Linked DNA regions of Homo sapiens: region 2 is linked to region 1. The links are chromatin loops, found by intact Hi-C in ENCODE. Cell type or tissue: PC-3. All regions are shown on one strand. Links, peaks and the distances in the headings refer to the core of each region. The heading gives the core; the rest is flanking DNA.

Evidence for each region. Hi-C counts contacts between places; a loop is a spot of excess contacts. Peaks named below come from ENCODE experiments on the same cell type or tissue, not always from the same donor. Only the 100,000 strongest peaks of a DNase experiment are listed, where the experiment ranks them.
Region 2: a loop joins it to region 1, with 8 times the contacts of the local background. A loop is called at or near these places in 2 of 110 quality-filtered maps.

The regions. Positions count from the first base shown.
Region 1 is chr6:163,307,998-163,310,917 of GRCh38, forward strand. All of the region lies in intron 4 of PACRG (parkin coregulated), which reads left to right. PACRG-AS1 (PACRG antisense RNA 1) reads right to left here. Exons shown (of 6, transcript NR_028390.1): 6 at 1,988-2,920. Among named protein-coding and RNA genes, the nearest start is that of PACRG-AS1, 15 kb to the right of the region's middle. RefSeq lists an enhancer at 1,278-2,477. In PC-3, for the core only: no CTCF peak of the experiment used is centred there; DNase peaks (open chromatin) are centred at 1,534 and 1,674; H3K4me3 peaks cover 1,248 bases; H3K27ac peaks cover 2,360 bases.
Region 2 is chr6:163,390,597-163,393,516 of GRCh38, forward strand. It overlaps LOC105378100 (a long non-coding RNA gene), which reads right to left. Exons shown (of 4, transcript XR_943208.3): 1 at 2,539-2,920; 2 at 1,256-2,032; 3 at 216-322. Among named protein-coding and RNA genes, the nearest start is that of CAHM, 22 kb to the right of the region's middle. RefSeq lists a silencer at 2,021-2,315. In PC-3, for the core only: no CTCF peak of the experiment used is centred there; DNase peaks (open chromatin) are centred at 1,565 and 2,155; H3K4me3 peaks cover 1,220 bases; H3K27ac peaks cover 1,622 bases.

The DNA of each region.
Region 1 (2,920 bases), core at 111-2,610:
TCTATATAGTAAATTCAGTCCAAGCTAACCCAAACAAACACATTTCTGGCAAAACAAATGGTGACAATTTAATCTAGGTATTGAAACTGTAAATATCTTAAAAGATAAAATATACCTGTAGCTTTCCTTTTCCCCTTTCTTAATTCATATTAAAAAAACTCAAAAGCAACCATTTCTAAATTCGCAAACATTATGAGTTATTGTTAATGACTTTTTTTAGCAATATGTTATCTGTTGAATAAATTTCTTTTGAAAATTTTTAGCTTTATTTCACTAAAATTGACATTTCTGCTTAAAAAACAAGGAGTAAATACAAACAAGGAGTTTCTGTTTTGGTCATCTCAATCTTTTAACTACTAAATCCAATAAACACAAAGGAAAAATTTGGCTGGGTGTGGTGGCTCACGCCTGTGATCCCAGCACTTTGGGAGGCCAAGGCGAGCGGATCACTTGAGGCCAGGAGTTCGAGACCAGCCTGGTCAACATGGCAAAACTCTGTCTCTACTAAAAATACAAAAATTAGCTGGGCATCGTGATGCACACCTGTAATCCCAGCTACTCAGGAGGCTGAGGCAGGAGAATCGTTTGAACCTGGGAGGCAGAGGCTGTAGTGAGCCAAGGTTGCACCACTACACTTCAGCTTGGACCACAGAGTGAGGCTCCGTCTCAAAAAAAAAAAAAAGGAAAATTTATTCAGAATCATCCAACAGAGAATCTGTGATGGCTTAGTGTCGTCAAGAAACATGATAATAATAAATGCAGTGAGTTCCACCTGCACAAACCTGCCAAGACCTGAGCCAGGCCGCCAGGGCTCGCTTTCTCTCTCACCACAGCGGATGACATCACTGCAACCCAATCAGAAGAAAGCCAGCTTTAGCTGTGACTGATGACGTCAAAGGTTACAGGTCTTAATAGGTGAAAATCCTTTTACTTGGGCCTTAAAGCTCTTGAAATTTTTTAGTTCAGCATTTGAGAATCAAAAATATGCCTTTTCTGGTCCAGAAAGAAACTATTTGATTTCTTCTGTCAGCATTTTTTTTTTAAATTCCACTCAGTGTTGCTTCAGCGAGATTACCTGGCCCCAGTGGGGAACACATGGCAAGGCGATTTCTGCAGTCGGCTTGATTCCGACAAATGCTGGGTACGGAAAGAGCTTGGATCTGGCCTGAGTTCACTCAAGCGCCATGTGTGCAAAGTGGCTACGCCTGGCAGCAAATGCTCCACATGCCAACGGCCAGAGCACAGCCCTAGACCGATGGCGGTGCGGCTGAACCACGAGGCCTCCGCAGCTATTTATTTCAGAGCCTTGGTTTTATGGCTGTCATTCAGCCTTGGGTGCGTGGAGAGAGTCAGTCTGCCTGAGTCAATGTCTCATGCTCTCTGCGGCTAAGGTGAATGTTGTTCTATCAGTATAATCGTCATGTATTTGTCTGAGATAGTTGCTAATTTCTACAGTCAGTTCTACAGTCTAGCTATTGTGTACCTAGGAAGTAACACAAACCATTGTTGTTACTGAGCCTGGCAAGTTGCATCATAAAATTCAAGCTTCCGAAAGCAGGTATTTAGTGTGAAGAAAGACTGGTAATGATAGTTTTATCATCATCTCAGTCACCTCTTAACCATTTCCTGATTCACTCAGGTGGTTTTTAATGGAGTTTCCCAAGTTAGTGTTTCCTGGGAGAATGTTTGGTTCGTTGCCTTCTAACAGCCTCCAGCTCTTCAGGCATCTCAGGCAGGAGAGCGTGTTGGGGCCGGGACTCTCCTCCCGTGGACCTGACAACTCTGCCTTCCCCGGTGTGGTCTCGCTGTTCCCTTTGAGAGTGCGATGCTGCCGCTTCAGCCAGGACGTTCTCAAAATTAGCAGAAGGGCTTCCTTCCTGAAATCGTGCCTATTTAGGATTTTCTTAGTCATTACGAAAAAGTATAGATAGAGTTCATAAATGACTTCATCTATTCGGTATCAAATGAACAACACTTCAGGCATGTTGAATGAGCAATCTAAAGGAAACATTTATTTGTTTAATTTTTCCAGTGCCTTCAATAAGGCTTTCATTTCCAAATAACTCCTTTGTGTATTGCTGTTCATACAATGGCTATATATTTACCATTTAACAGTATTGCCCCAAAGCGTAAGAGTGAGAAAAATCCAAATTTGAATTAAATTCTCCCTGAGCCTCGCAGTGGCCGTCACACGTTCCCCTCCTGCTTTTCGCGTCTCTAGGATCTCCGAGTGTCTTGACTACAACAAACCGTTCAGAGTTCTCAAGACGCAGGGCTCGGTGGCAAGCAAAGCGCCACGGGGGACACACAGCGCGTGGAGGCTCTGGAAGCAGTGGGGTGCGTGGGCCCAGACATACTTCCATGGAGGAGAAAGTGACCACTGTATGCTACAGGAAGCGTGGCTAATTAGGCTTCCTCAGCTGGATGGCAAGCTCCCGGGGGTCTTTTTTGTCTCGCATTGCCCTATAGCGCGGAGTAGATGCTTAGTCTACAGGGAGGACAGCCTGTGAAACAGCTGCAGCTGCTGCCACGACCCACGGCGTTCTGCAGGACGGAGGAGCAACGCGTCAGCACACGTCCCGGGAGTGACGTGGGAAGACCTCGCTCTGGCCACCAAACCGTCCTTCCTTTCTGTCTTTGCTTCCTTCACCTTCGATTTTTTCCTTTCTCCTGTAATAGTCATAACTAAAGAACGTAGAAGAAAGAATGAAGTTTGCACACAGTCTAGAATTGAAATGGAGAATACATCATCAGAATCCTAGGTCATCCAAGCCTCTTGCTGGTCCGTGTCCACGGAGTGGCAGATATCTTTGTGAAATGTAAATGTGTCAGGTGCAGCTCCCCATTGCGGTGGCCCTCGGTGACAAGATATACGGCTGTCCCTTCACAGCCCCAAGCTGAGTTCACGCAGCCCGGAGGA
Region 2 (2,920 bases), core at 108-2,607, 83 kb after region 1:
CCTGGGCAACAATAGCGAAACTCCGTCTCAAAAAAAGAAAAGAAAAAAGAAAAGAAAACAGTTGTAAGAAATCTATCTGTCCTCAAGGTTATGCTGCAATATCACTTCTATCCACTTCAATACCATTTTCATATGTGAAGAAATATAGGCTCATTAAAGACAAACAGGTCACCCCAAATCCTACATTGAGTTACTGGTATAATTATGTTATTCACCACTGCATGTTATTTGGATCCTATATATGTAATCAGTAAAATTTCACATCCACTACCTCCTTTGATTTTCATGACAAAATGGAAACAGATGGAACAAGCATTGTTAGCTGTAATTTTAGATGAGAAAAGTAAGGTTTAGAGAAGTGAGGTGACTTCCCCACTGTCAATCAGCCTGTGAAGAAATAGGACTTGAAGCAATGTTCATTCTAACCATACCTCATTATACATCTGTACATACACACAAACACACAGACACATGTGCACACACAGGTTCATTTCAATAAAGAATAAAAATAAAGGCCAGGCGCAGTGGCTCATGCCTGTAATTCCAGCACTTTGGGAGGCTGAGGCAGGTGGATCACGAGCTCAGGAGTTTGAGACCAGCATGGACAAAATGGGGAAACCCCGTCTCTACCAAAAATACAAAAATTAGCCAGGGGTGGTGGCGGGCGCCTGTAGTCCCAGCTACTCAGGAGGATGATGCAAAAGAATCGCTTGAACCCAGGAGACGGAGGTTGCAGTGAGCCGAGACTGTGCCACTGCACTCCAGCCTGGGCGACAGAGCGAGACTCTGTCTCAAAAAAATAAAATAAAATAAAATTTAGTGAAATCACTATCCTTCTTAAGATTTTGTTTAATAAGTGTTTTAAGGTATCGCCCATAATTATTTGCTCTTTTGCATCCTGCCAAAATATGGGTGTAGGAACCACCTGGCTTTTCTGCAGTTCTAATTGGTATAAAATATTTTCCATTATCTTGAGACTTGATAAAATATAAATAGCTTGTACTTTGTCTCTCTTGGTTTTGATACCTAATGGAATGTGAAAAGGCAAGATGACACATAAAAAGAGAGCAAAAGATAATTAATGCAAAGATTAATTTTGGGAAACCTCCAGAATTACATCATGTGATTAGTTCACAGTTTAGAAGCCTTTGGTGGAATTACATTCATGCAAACAAATTCCATTCACATAGTTCAGGGAAGCTGAATGATTTTATAGATGAATTATCCTTAAAATGTAAGGTTATGTAAGTCTTACTCCTCATTTTCTTCCTGATATCGAGCTTAAACAGTCAAGAAAAGCCAAGATCTGGCACTCAGTTTTTTATGGAAAAATCGATGGCAGATACTAAAATGGTGGAAAGAAGGCTGCCACTAAGCTAAAGTACAGCAACTTTTTAAATGACATAAATGCTCCTTGAAGGCAAGTAGCCAAGGTTGGTAGTCTCCAAATGTCATCTGTGCTGGTTTCCATGTCTTTGTGCAATGCTGTACAGGGGTGAACTGAGTAAAAGGCTAGAATGGATCTGTGGTTTTCAAGTTGCATTTTTGTTGTTGTTGTTTTAGGGAGTGACACATACAAAACTATTAAAGGTGGACATAGTAGGAGTCAGGGAGGGAATGCGGAAGCCCAGGGCTCTTCCATAGCCTCCAGGTGAAATGAGTTCTGTGACTCACTTGAAGTGTTTATGACACAATATTAGCTGCCTTTACCATACGCTTAAATATTGATTACAGTAAAATGATTGTAACATAAAACATCACTCAGTGGGACTCCTTCCTTAGGTTATGAAAATTCAGATTTAAGATTCAACTATGTAGATAACACAATAAACCAAAAATAATTAAGCGAACTCATTACAAATTTGGAAAATAAAATGTTTGTTTGTTTGTTTGTTTTTTCCTCCAGCTGAATTGACTGGTTGTTTGTCGGTATGGACAAAATAAAATGATTATTTCATTGTGAGAATACTTCTTGGACAGCTTCTCCCATTTACAAGCCAACTCTTTTCAGACGAGCTTGTACACGTACACACTGTCAGAGAACAGAGGAAGACAGGTCAGGGTAGTTTTGAATTTGGCATTTAGCCAGTAAACTTTTAATTTCATTTTGGATTCAGGCTTAGCTGTGAAACATGTATGTCTCAGTCTAGGGCAGTAACAGTTTCAGGCTGGAGAAATCTCACAATGCATAACTGCCACTCCCAGTGTCTCCATGGAAACAGCTGGGGGCTGGTCTGCCAGTTCCTATCATGTTTGAGAACCATGTGTAATCACTTTGGAATAGGCAGTATTTTTAAACTTTGCAGTGAGTTGGGTGAAAGCTTCAGGGATCAAATATTTGAAAATGTCTGAGGAGTAAAAATCATGCCATGAGATAAAGCTTTGTGAGAAAGAGACAACGCAAAACGGTCACTTTTAATATTTCAATTCTGAGTTAAGACTTCATATAGATATTTTCATTTATTCCTTGCCATTTTAATACAGATTCGGATAGGTTCTTGTTTGAGAAAAGAGGTTCTGCAAAGCTTTTCTACTTACATGAAACTCCATGGTAATGACGCTGTACTGGAAAAAAGAGAGGTTAGATAAAAGATGAGGTCTCCAAGTTTTAGAGTGAAAATGCTAAATGTTGCTTAGATTTTGTGTGTATTTAGTTGTATTTAAAAAGGTAAATGAGAAATCATTTGTATACTGGTTTCTGAAAGATATATTTGAGTTTATTAAAACTTTCAGATTTTTTGTACTTTACTCAATGCATGACTATTTCACTGAAATTCTCACGTTTTTGTTTTGGTGTCAGGAGAGGCACTGTTTTGACAGTATTTGCACATGGGATTTACCTCCATCCTTGGATATATTTCTGTGACACCAGAGCAGTTTCCATGAAGGCCCTGGAAGGGAAATTTTCAATCAACAAACA